2 separate regions of the Homo sapiens genome follow, and region 2 is linked to region 1. Evidence: chromatin contacts called from ENCODE Hi-C data. All regions are on one chromosome and are shown on one strand. Each heading gives the region's core, a stretch centred on a gene start or an enhancer-like site at or near the end of the contact. The rest is flanking DNA. Distances are from core to core; before and after follow the strand shown.

Region 1 (6,286 bases), core at 2,430-4,929:
CAGTGATTGTCTAAGGCCAGGGGTGAGGGGAGATCGATTGCAAAGTGGTATGAGGAAAGTTTTGGGGTAATAGGGTTGTTGGAATCTTGATTGCGATGAAGGCTACTCGGTGTCTAATGTGTCACCTCCTCAGACTGAACACTTGGAATTGGCGAATTTCATTGTATGTAAATTATACCTCATAAAGTAACTCTAAGAGGTCAAGTGTTTTGTGGAAATTATTTTTAATCAGTTGCAATACTTATTATGAGATGATTTTTGCAAATACATAAACATGTTATTCATCCATTAGGTGCAATATTTTTGCTAGCTCCTGAAAACACAGAGATGAATTAGAATAGCAAGCCTGCCCTCAAGCTGTTCACAATCCAGTACAGGAGATGAGTCTATTCAAAAATAGCTAGACTCCAGGAAGAAAGTTATAGGTGACCTTACACAAAAAAGTGCAGATATAATTATGTAGGACAGTAGAAGTGGGGAAGGTTTCTTTTATGTGGAAAAAAGAGGGAGAATTTTTGGTCTTTGAAGGATGAGCAAGATGTGAATATGCGCAGATGGAGTTTTAAAACATTCCTGGTGGAGGGCAGAATATGATCCAAGGCACAAGAGCAACCAGAAAAATATGCAACCTAGAGGAAAGTGCATGAAGGGGAGCAGTTGTAAAATAATTTTCATGAATGTAAGTGAGAAGAATTTGTATCATAGACACCTGAGTTTGGCAGAGTGCATGTTCTTGGCTCCTAGGAGTCAAGAAGAACAAAGTGTCCCTTTCTCCTACGTTATGCTCAGTGGTCCAAGTCCAAAACACCTTTCCTTCCTTAAGTACTTTCTTCTCCCCTCCATACAAATCTAAAGTCTTCACAAACATCATTTAAACAGGCAGGTCATGGTCAGAAAGGCAATTGCTTTTCCTAGACTTCTATGTACGTTATTATATTACAATTTCTGCCTAAAAGACTCTAAAGTCTTGGAAAAGTTTCCACCTTGCACATCAAAGATATAATTCATGCATTTGTATAGTAACCTTAGTCCCCTAAGAGAATAAGGATGAACTATAAATATAAGAAGCAATTATGGTAATTATAATATGATTGCCACTTATTTTTCACTTGATCGTGTATGGTTGCATGCTACTGGTGTTCTGTTGAATTCTAGAGAGTTTGCCTCTTTTTCCTGGGTCAACTCTCGCCATTTATTTCCATAATGCAATAGGAGCCAATCTTTTTCATAATTACTTATTTAAAATTTGTTGCCATTTAATTTCTGTTCCTCTTAGCTTAGTAACTTTAGGATTTTTAAATAACAACTATTGAAATCATGACATACGTTTAAATGATATTATTTAAATACGTTAGGCTATAAACCTTTTAAATTTTTTAAAAAAATAGATGAGTGTGGTGGCTCATGCCTGTAATCCCAACACTTTGGGAAGCCGGGTCGGGAGGATAGCTTGAGTCCAGCAGTTTGAGACCAGTCAGGGCAACACAGCAAGACCCCATATCTAAAAAAACAAAACAAAACAAAATTACCTGGGTATGGTTGTGCTCACCTGTAGTCCAAGCTACACAGGAAGCTGAGGCAGAAGGATCACTTGAGCCCAGGAGGTTGAGGCTGCAGTGATCCATGAACGCGCTGCTACACTCAGTCTGGGTGACAGTGCAAGAAGCTGTCTCAAAAATAATAAATAAATAAAAATAACTTTTAAAAAACAAAAATTAATTAAATTTTAAAGACACAACACACTAGAGATGTTTGCAAATTGATTATTTGGGAGTCTATATCCCTGGAAGTTAATTTAAAATATTTAGAAGAGTTCTTCCTCATTTCCTAGAGACGTCGAATTGTAAATATCAGAGCTAGAAGGAACACTAGGGCTCGCCACTCCAAAGTGTGGTCCAAGGACCAGCAGCATCAAGTAACCTGGGAACGTGTTAGAAATGCAGAGTCTTAGGCCTCACCCCAGACCTACTGAACCAGAATCTGCATTAACAAGATTTCTAGGTGCCTCACGGGCACATTAAAACTTGAGAAGCTCTGCACTAGAAATCTTCACTCCACCTTTCATTATAAATGGAATCACTTGGCTGTGGTCACAGGAAATTGATTATTTTTAATTTCAGAACCTTCTATTTAGGTCATCTATATTTGCTAATAGCAGGGAAGAAAGCCAAACTCTTTAACTGCAATTAACAAATCTATAATTAATTAGTTAAGCAATCTTCCCTTTAAGTTTTACATTTTGTGGAGCAAGCTGTTTGATTTGGCTGGGGCTCAGGCTGGCCTGTTTGTGAATTTCACAATTCACAGATGTTAGCCGCTCTCGGGCTAAGTAAAGGAAGAGAATGTCAAGTTTTAAATAGCTTCTCCCTTCCATCCTGGCTGAAGCAACAAATAAAATATTTTTATGAAACACATTTTGAGTTAGATTTACTTACAGGGAAATGTCAAATTTCTCTGAAAGGGCTTTAGATTGTCTCACAACTTTGACATCTACTGATGTCACCTATTTACAGGTGTGTCCTGTGACTAGGGGGTGAAGGGAAGATGTGAACTCACCATGTTAGTGACCGTTAGATACACAGAGTGGTTTTTTTTCCCCCTGTTGGAGTCTATCCTAACTGAGCTTCTGAATCATATTTCATTCAATTTCCAAATCCACAAAACCAGGATAAGTTTACAGCCCATATTCAGAAAGGAAATAAATTATTTTGTGTGTAGACTTTCCTGATATTACACTGATTTGGGAATATATGAACAATTTTATGGTTTCCTTTCGAAGTAGGTCAAGTCAAAGCAAAACCAAAAACAGCAAAAACTGTAAGACATAAAGAATAGAGTGGAGCCGACTGAGAGATTAAAATAAACTAGAATATTTTTATTAACAGGCAATTTGAAATAATTTGTGCACTTCAGAATATTCTACAATAATATATTATTTCCAATTTTAATATCTTTAAGAAAATTACTATATTATATGTAAGTACATGTGCATGTGTTTGAGGTAGGATATTTAACTCAATAAAGGTTATTTTCTTTTATTCGGGTCAGGCAAAGCTTCTAAGGGGATGTGAAAGGGATATCTCTTTCTCTTAGCTGAGAGGAAGAGTGAGTTCTAAGTTAAATATAATCAAGGAATTTCCCTGTCTTTGCTATTTGAGATTGTGACCACAACAGGCGGTTGGCTGAAAGGGAAACTGAAGGGCGGGGAGGGAGGGAAATAGATGAAAAAACAAAACAAAACAAAACTTCCCTAAGCAGCTCTACAAAACATTTTAGCCCCAGAAATAGTCACAGAAATCCTCAAATCAAACCAGTATCCAGATACAAGGAAGTGTTATGTAGCTGGAGCAGGGTGGACACTCATCAGCTCAGTTCAGTTACAAAAGTCCAGGCTGCTGAAATTAAACTCTGATGCCATTCATGCCAGCATCCAATCACGACAGAGATCAGAAGTTCAGAGATGCCTCCAGCTCCAAATTGCCAACAACAAGTGTGGCTACTATACGTCAAGGACTCTGAAGCCGTGAGAGAGGGGGAAGAACAACAGTAGAGAGGATGCCCAGCTGGTAAGAATCGAGTGTTTATGAAGTTTTAGTCAATTGATGAATCTCATTGGCTAAAATCAAGAAACGCTCCGCCTCTTTGCAAATATGTATGAAGGAGAGAAGTGCCTAAACTTCTATGTCTGATAGCATTTGACCCTATTGCTTTTAGCCTCCCGGCTTTATATCTATATATACACAGGTATATGTGTATATTTTATATAATTGTTCTCCGTTCGTTGATATCAAAGACAGTTGAAGGAAATGAATTTTGAAACTTCACGGTGTGCCACCCTACAGTACTGCCCTGACCCTTACATCCAGCGGTGAGTTTGAATGTGACATAACTTCTCTCAAAACTTAATTGAAGTGCCTTGTGTATTATGAATGTGTCAGCTGTGTACAAAGAACAATTCCTCCTTGTTTAGTCAGCACAGTGATATTATTTTGGACTTTCTGTGGACTTAAAGTGGTCTGTGGACATATTTTCTGAATGTCTTTTTTGGTTGATATTTGGATCTACAAAGTGAAAAAATTTGAAGCGAATCTTCCCATTTAAAAAAAATTATCACGCCATTTAAGAATGTTTAAAATATATTATTTGCCTTGTTCAGCACCTACTCACTCAATAAGAAATTTCACTGGGCAGGGATATAATAATGTATGGATAATCTTCAAGTCAAAATAAACACCAAATAATTTTGATTTATACATTAAGAAATAGATAACTAGCCATTGTTGTACCAAACAGATTGTGGCTTGTCATTGCATTTTATAAGGAATATTTTTTGGTATGTTTGATAATGAAAATCTTTTGACAAATCTGACTTTTAAAGCTTGTGATTGTAGTAAATTTTATTTAGAAACATTTGCCTAGTACTAAGAGAGAATATTAGTGAGGGTGCACAATTGTGTATGTGCTTCAAATTAGACTTTGCTATTTTTAAACTGGTAAATGAAATCTGAACAGTGTTTTTCCAGTCATAAAGTTATGGGAGATATTCAAGTCATATGTAGCAATGTGATGTTAGTTTAACAGCATGAGATTTCGTACTTTATTTTATAAGACTAATGAGAGAGGTCCTTTGCGTGTTGAAAATGGTGAGGTTACAAAGGGTTAACTTGCCATTTACCACCTGTGTCTGTTGGAGCTTGATACTAGAAGCAGATTCTGCTCTCTCTGGGCAGGACTCACTTACTGTAGACTAGTAGAGTGTGAAAGATTTGTGATCTTCCTTTAACGTGATTTGCTACAACGTAGAACACTAATGTGAGCTATGTAGATTGTTTCTCTTCCTGTGAGGTTTCTGGTGGGTTGTGCGAAAAGGCAGAAGAGAAAGAGCAAGGCAGAAAGATAAATAGAATAAAGGAGATAAAAAGAAAAGGGTGAAAAAAGAGAGAGGGGAAGCAAGTTTGGGGTCTCCAAGGTTTCAGTGGAATTTGTTGGTGGTGGCTTGATTCGTGTCTTGCTGTTTACCACAAACAACAATATTAGCACAAATAAATGGCTCTAGGATTTATGTTCTTGTATAATGTGAAAATTAGATCTAGCTGCAGTTGAGGATTGGGTTGATTAAAAAGAAAAACACCAAAGATTTTCTGGTTCTCAAAATTGTTTCTAATCTCAAAATTATCTATTCCATTAAACATCTTTGGAAATAATAGTTCTAAGAAGATAATTGTGATGAAATAGTAACTGTGTAATGCTACTCTTGAGGGCATCTCTCCTAAACTAGGTACTTGGAACCAGGGAAGCTTTAGAAGAAACTTCCTTCTATTGACTAATAACCCACACTTCAATCCTGCATACATACCTCTCTAGAAGCATTTCTAATGATAAGAGAGGCCTATAAATATAAAGAAATAGAGAAACTACTTTTTATATTACCTTGACGATCTATTAGTTCATGAAGCAAATGTCATCTCAGTTTTTGACATACTGTAATATTCTAAGCAATCATAGTATTTTTGGTTTTTTTTTAACCTTTATTTTAAGTTCAGGGGTACAAGTGCAAGTTTGTTATACAGGTAAACTTGTGTCATGGGGGTTTGTTGTACAGATTATTTCATCACTCAGGTACTAAGCCTAGTACCCATTAGTTATTTTTCCTGATCCTATCCCTCCTCCCACCTTCCACCCTCTGAAAGGCCCCAGCGTGTGTTGTTCCCCTCTATGTGTCCATGCGTTGTCATCATTTAACTCCCACTTAACACGTGAGAACATACAGTATTTGGTTTTCTGCTCCTGTGTTAGTTTGCTAAGGATAATGGCCTCCGGCTCCATCCAAGTCCCTGCAAAGGACATGATCTCATTCTTTTTTATGGCTACATAGTATTTTTAAGTAGTTTTAAATTTTCCTAGAATGCCCTGGGCTTTAATCATGGTGCCTGATACTTTTGGGGAAGGCAGGGGAGGGCATGTTGAGAAGCTGTGAGACTATGGTTCAGAATGGCCAGGGAGCAATTATTTGCCTAATAAATAATTTTAGGCAAGAATATGTACTTCTCATTTGTAATGCAAGCTTAACCAGCAAAAACATTAAGGTGATGAAACATAGCTCTTACTCAGCATCTGCTCTGCGGAAGACATTGCAAATACAAAAACCAATTAGATGTGACTGTTACATTCATTTATTTAATGTTGCAGTACTTACATATTTAATCTAAAATATATTTTCCTCAAGTATTTTAACTGTTTGTCATGTGTTTTAAGGACTGAATTATTACTATTTTCCAACCTTTAT
Region 2 (6,286 bases), core at 2,106-4,605, 320 kb before region 1:
ATAAGAAGCATCCTTGGACCCGGATACAGGTGGAAGAAGAGGTATCAATAGGTGAAGACAAGCATAAAACATCCCAATACTTCCTCTGTGCTAGAGATTTGCTTCTCTGGTTTTGTTTATGTCCAGTGATTCTGGTGTTTTTCCTTTCCCTGCCCCTTTTTTAAAATTACATTTCACTAGTGGTTCTTGACTTGATGATCTGATTAAGTCTGGTGATATTCTTTAACTTATTTCCTGTAACTACATCTATGTCTTCAAAAGTAGCTCAAAATTACTATATGGGTTAAATAAAATAAAAAATATAAGATCTCTAACAGTACAGAGTGGGTAGTATGGTTCATAGTAGACACTCAATATATGCTGGTGGGACAGTGCCTTACAGAAACAAAACTTTTTATCATCCGTTATCCTCCTGTTTTTCACAAAATTATTGTGACCTACAGATCAGAAAGGTGGTGTGAAATGCCCAAAGACACAAGCTAGTGAAAGTCATGATTTATACCGAGTATAATTTCAGAAAGAAAACTTCCAAATATTTATTTGCTTGATAATTTGATGTTGGCAACCTTTACTTAGGACTTTAATTAACCCATCATAGCAGCTCAGTGAGAAAGACCCAGTCTTCTTCTTCTTTTTGTTTGAGACAGAGTCTCGCTCTGTTGCCCAGGCTGAAGTGCAGTGGCATGATCTTGGCTCACTGCTACCACTGCCTCCTGGGTTCAAGTGATTCTCCTGCCTTGGCCTCCCAAGTAGTTGGGATTACAGGCTCCCACCACCACACCCGGCTAATTTTTGTATTTTTAGTAGAGATGGGAGTCTCACCAAGTTGACCAGGCTGGTCTCAAACTCCTGACCTCAGGTGATCCACCCACCTCAGCCTTCCAAAGTGCTGGGATTACAGGCGTGAGTCACCGCACCTGGCCAAAGACCCAATCTTCTCACCCTGACAACTTAACTTGTTTGTAATTGTCTCCTTCACATCCAGTGCTTCCTTATTTTCCTATAGTCTCAAAATTGCTCATATTGAGTATATTTAAGAATGCATAGTTTGTTTTGAGACAGAGGTTTTCTTCTGATAACTGACTGGGATCCGTAGGCAGGCTTTTTTCACCCATGAATGATGACAGCCTCCTCAGAGCAATTCTTTTAACTTTGTGTCTATTGGAAATAAGGCTATGTTATGCAATAGCAGGGCTTTAGCTTTGAATATATTTTGTAGCCTTAGCCCAGAATGGTGAAAAGACCCCTGAATGAGGTCTCAGGAAACCAGGACTCTTGCCAGTTCATCCCTGTCTTGTAGTGATGCTTTGGGAAAATTCTGGTACTTTCTGAGTCTCAGTTTTTTCCATCCACAGAAAGGAAGCACTGGGCTATAGCTTCCAAGAGCCCTTCTAGCTCTGACATTCTACAGTTTATAAACCTTATCTGCATTTCCACTGAGAAATAGCTGATTTGTGCTTTTCCATGTTTGTAAAATGTTGTGGTAGGTCCTGAAAGCCTCTTGGAATGATAGGATAGTACTTGCTGTGACCTTTGCAGTAGAGGACTTGTTCTGCTCAGTGGGGCTAATTAGATGCTTCTGAACTAGAGAATTCATACCCCAAGACTGCTTATGGATGTTGTATGTCTGCAACCAGATGATCGTTACTGGCATCATGACCACCTACACTATTCACACAGCATGACTGAGGTCATGGAATGTCTCGATATAGAGATTCTAAAGAACAGATGAGGAAGTCCTGTTTTTTTCTAAATATGGGAAGACATATTCAGAAGATTCAGAAAGAGAAATGATTCAGATTCAGAAAGAGAAATAAGCTTGCCCATAGTCACGCAATGTTAAGTGTCAAAACCGAGACTGTATCACAGGACTCCCGGACATCCAGCTCACTGCACTTTTACTCCACTCTGTCGCCTCCCAGGATTTCTTTCATGTGAGTACGTTACTATTAAATAAAGTATTTCTGGTCATAAAGGCATCTGCAGTCTCCACGATTGTTCTAATGGTGTTTGACAAAAGAGAAGATGATCGTCTTTCATAGCACTGTGATACTAACAGCTTTGCTGGATGGCCTGAGAAGCCCCACCCTTGGAGTGATAACTTAGCTTCAGATTAATCTTCCTAGTTTTCACCTCTGGAGCTCAGGAAAGAAGGTTGGCTGAACTTGCATATTTGGAAGTATACTATATCTCTGAGAAAGGTCCTTTTTATAGTCACATTGACTGGTTATTTAGAAATAGGGTCCCTCTTGAATTTCATGCTCAAACTTCATTTGAGGTTTCCCTAAGGTAAAAGAATATAATGTGTACTTATTAGGCAAGCTCTCTTGGCAGATTTTCATCCCCTTTGGATAAAAGCAAAATTGCACCCAGCACATAAATTGACATATGAAGCAGTAAATAATTCCATTGTGCAAGTTGTTTTAATGGACTCAATCCAGAATGCTCCATTTACCAGCACTCATAGAATATTCATTGAGTTTAGAGTTTATTGTCAGGCCAGAAAAAAAAGAGCTGGGGGATAATAAATGCCAGTATACTAGCTGAGAAGGAGAGGGAGAAAGAAAACTTTAGAGGTATATTTTTCTTCTATTTTTCTATTCTTCTCAATATTTTTCTTTACTCTGTCTTTTTTTTCCTAACTCTGTCTTTTTTTTCCTATATACTTTTTTTTTTTTTTTTCATTTTTCTTCTTGGGCAAAGGATTAAGTACAAAAAAAAGTTGGGTGTCAGTTTTCAAATATAATCATCAAAAATCTGATAACTGGCCAGCAGAATGTTTCAGGGACTTTTTTTACTTTCCTTTTGTGAGAAAAGTTCAGGTATTAACCAGTTGGGGAGCGGAGTGTTATATGCATTTGTGTGAAATTGTGCTTATACCATCTCCACATGGATAAACATTCAGAAACCATAACAGCATTCCCGAAGGAATCCTTCCTTAATACAGGAAGTGACAGTTTTGTGAAGGCACCACAATTAAGCTCTGGTTTTTCATTCCAGAAATCCCAGGATTTAATTTTTAGACAAAATGAGACATCCGTGAAGTTCCATAGGGCTGTTTAGAATTACAGGCAACTTAGTTTCCAAGCTTGTCGAATGCAGGGCACCTGAGTTTGGCTTAACCTCCGGGCATCTCTTTGCATTCAGAGATACCTGAAACCACAAATCATAAATTCTGATGGACACATGCAAAAGAGGCCTCAGAAACACGGTTTTGTTATTCAATGTGGCCACACTCCTCTACCATGAGTTCTCTCCCTGTTATCTCAAGCTTACTTTCTCTTGCTCTGCACTTAGGTTTACCAAATGACCAGGCCTGGGCTATGCCAGAGTGGCTTCCTCCCACATCTTGTGGATTAAGACTGTGAACTTAACAGGAGGGGCAGGCACAGTCTTTCTACAAGCTTTGACATGTTTGTTGCTGCAATTTCACTGAATGGAATGTGTGCAGAGAATAGAGGACAATGAGATTCAGAATCTGAAGTCGCAGAGCATTTTGAATTTGTCAGCGTCCCCCTCAAAAATCATGTATATTCTACCATTTAAGAAGTCCCATGTCTTTTCTCAGTCAGTTATTGCTTCTGTGGAAACTGTTATTGTCATGGCAGCTCCTTTCTTCTTGAAACTGTCTCCCACCTGAACTGTTCTGTTACTGTTCACCTCTTTGATACCTCCTCTCTTTCTCTTTTAATTCTTACCATCAGAATCTTGGTGTGACATCAATATCCGTATTTCCAGCTCTAGCCACTGTTCTGAGTGTCAGACTCACATTTCCAAGTAGGTGTTTCCCATATAGAATTCCTCCAAACACCTTGAATTTCCTATTTTTAAAACCTAATTCACCTTTTTCTTCTCACCCCCTAAAATCTTTTGAACAGTTTAACTAGTTGGGAGTTAATATGAAGGCTGACTGATGTATTACATTCTATTTTTTTTTTTTTGGAAATGGAAATGACTAATCTAATGGAAAACGCCTTTCTTGTAGGAGACAAGGAGAAGGCCTTAGGATCTACTGGGGGAGTCCGGAGGAGCAGTCTCTTCTGTCCCGCTGGAACCCATGGTCCACTGAAGTTCCTTATGCTACTTTCACTGAGCATCCTATGAAATACACCAGTGAGAAATTCCTTGAAATTTGCAAGGTAGGAGGCATCTTGGGTATTACTCTCAGATTAGCTTTGTTGCTGGAGCTATGTGCTTCTAGGGACGTGTACTCCTAAACAAAACAAAATAAAATAAAATAAAATAAAATAAAATAAAATAAAATAAAACCAGCAATTTATATAGACAAAAACGGTAATAGGTTTATAATTTATTTTAGTAAAGAGTCAAACTGTTTTTATATGTAAATATACATTATATTTATATATAACATGCTGCTTTCCGCTTGCTAATTGCATGCATTGCCTACATGGTGTATATACTTTCCCACATATAATCACATTCTAATTATTTTATTCATGGAAGTGTGGAATAGTATAAAGCATAGTTCGATGAGGTTCTATGGTCATGCTCGATTAAGTCACTTGTCTTTCTGAGACTTGGTAGTCTCACGTCTAAAATGAAGATAATGAGCACTGCCTTTCCTCCCAACCTCACTGGACCATTATAAGGTTAAATAGAATGATGTGTGTATAAATACTCCATGAAGTGTAAAGCTATTCACAATTTCTTTGTCTTTAAATTTCATCTCATCAAGCAGATATTAGACTTATTTCTAAAGGGAACAGTTTTCTATTATTCTCTCACCTCCCCCAGGCATCTAAAGCAGAACGGGGGCATTCTAAGTAGTCAAGAAGGAAAACAGCTGGAGCTGAAAATGTAGTGAAAGATCAAACTTTATATTTTCAATAAAACCAAATATACATATGAGTGCGCTTATAGACCTAGAAATTCTTACCTTCTCCGTCCTTTTTATGTTTACTTTTATATTCTGTCATTCATTTCAGAATATTACAATTCTTTATTTGCTATGAATTCAAAACTTGGCAATCTGTATGTAAAGACTTTCTGTGGTTGATGGCATATATTACATTTCTTGCATTAAACATACCTATTCGTGCAAGTGTAAATATATATGTATGTGTGTGAAAATATTTTAACTTGATAGGTCCTGGGGATTTTAAAAAGAATTTGAGGCAACATATATTTGATTACAGGCTAGATGGAGTCTTCATTCCCCCATAATACATAGATGAAATGACCTCGAATCACATTATTCTCCCATGAAAAGTCAATGTTCCTCTCAAGAATTATGCAAATGTCCTCAGGGATTTATAGTGTCACGGTGTCCCTCAGGCTCCAAGCTGTTATTGACACTAAACTAGCTTGGTATATGGATCATGTTGCCACTCTTTATGGGACACTCCTATTTCAAATTTCTCAACCCAAGCCTCAGCATCAGCCCCTAGCCTGACTCTTTACCACTGAAAGCCAACAAAACAAAACAACCAATAAGAACAACCTAACACCTATTTGAAGGCAAGAATATGAGAACAGACTCACCCAGGGCTTCAGGGGGACAGAGTGGGAGTTTGCATCATGCTCTTGCCGTGAACTTCAAATGCAATATCAGACTTCTCTGTTTCTAGAAGTTCTTATTAATAATAACACATTAATGCATTGTTCCATAATCTTCAAACTCTGTTTCAAAAATTATTGTTAACAATGCAGAACACTTTATGTTTCTTTCTTTCTTTGTTTCTTTGTTTCTTTCTTTGTTTCTTTCTTTCTTTCTTTCTTTCTTTCTTTCTTTCTTTCTTTCTTTCTTTCTTTCTTTCTTTCTTTTTTTCTTTCTTTCTTTCTTTCTTTCTTTCTTTCTTAAGACGGAGTCTCGCTCTGTCACCCAGGCTGGAGTGCAGTGGCACAATCTTGGCTCACTGCAAGCTCCGCCTCCCGGGTTCACATCATTCTCCTGCCTCAGCCTCCGGAGTAGCTGGGACTACAGGCGCCCGAAAACATCTGTTAATCCAAGATAAAGAGCTTAATAACCTATTTTCCCAAAGACATTTTCCTGCTTTAAAGGACATCTGGTTCCGACCATTAAAATAATATATATTTTTGAATTAGTAGTAATTGTACTTTATTGTAAATCAAAATAAATACTAACTGCCTTAGTTGGTACATCCATCATTTCCTGGGCCAAGTCTTCTCTTATTCCTCATACCTTGTGCATTAGATGGTTATTCCCTGAATGCCCTTTGCAGGAAGAAGTTCAGCGTGAGGAATTAAAGAACAAGTTTTATAAACTGCAGAGAAATAACACTGTCACATTCTAACATCTGATTGT

The links. A loop is a pair of places that touch in the nucleus more often than their neighbours do. Pooled maps may share reads with other maps.
Region 2: a map with no recorded cell type shows a loop between it and region 1 (4-fold over the local background). The contact joins the enhancer-like site here to the promoter of TP63 in region 1. A Hi-C loop is called at or near these places in 2 of 37 single-sample maps with no recorded cell type and 6 of 50 pooled maps.

What each region holds. Positions count from the first base shown.
Region 1 is chr3:189,627,710-189,633,995 of GRCh38, forward strand. TP63 (tumor protein p63) reads left to right here and starts at 3,680. Exons shown (of 14, transcript NM_003722.5): 1 at 3,680-3,868. The coding sequence starts at 3,807. RefSeq lists a promoter at 2,995-3,804 and a cis regulatory region at 3,197-3,207.
Region 2 is chr3:189,306,401-189,312,686 of GRCh38, forward strand. TPRG1 (tumor protein p63 regulated 1) reads left to right here. Exons shown (of 6, transcript NM_198485.4): 5 at 3,986-4,139. Among named protein-coding and RNA genes, the nearest start is that of TPRG1-AS2, 69 kb to the left of the region's middle. RefSeq lists an enhancer at 1,518-1,577. Within about 2 kb of position 3,356, at least 3 of the 41 ENCODE cell types and tissues checked have a DNase peak (open chromatin) inside an H3K27ac peak, as active enhancers do.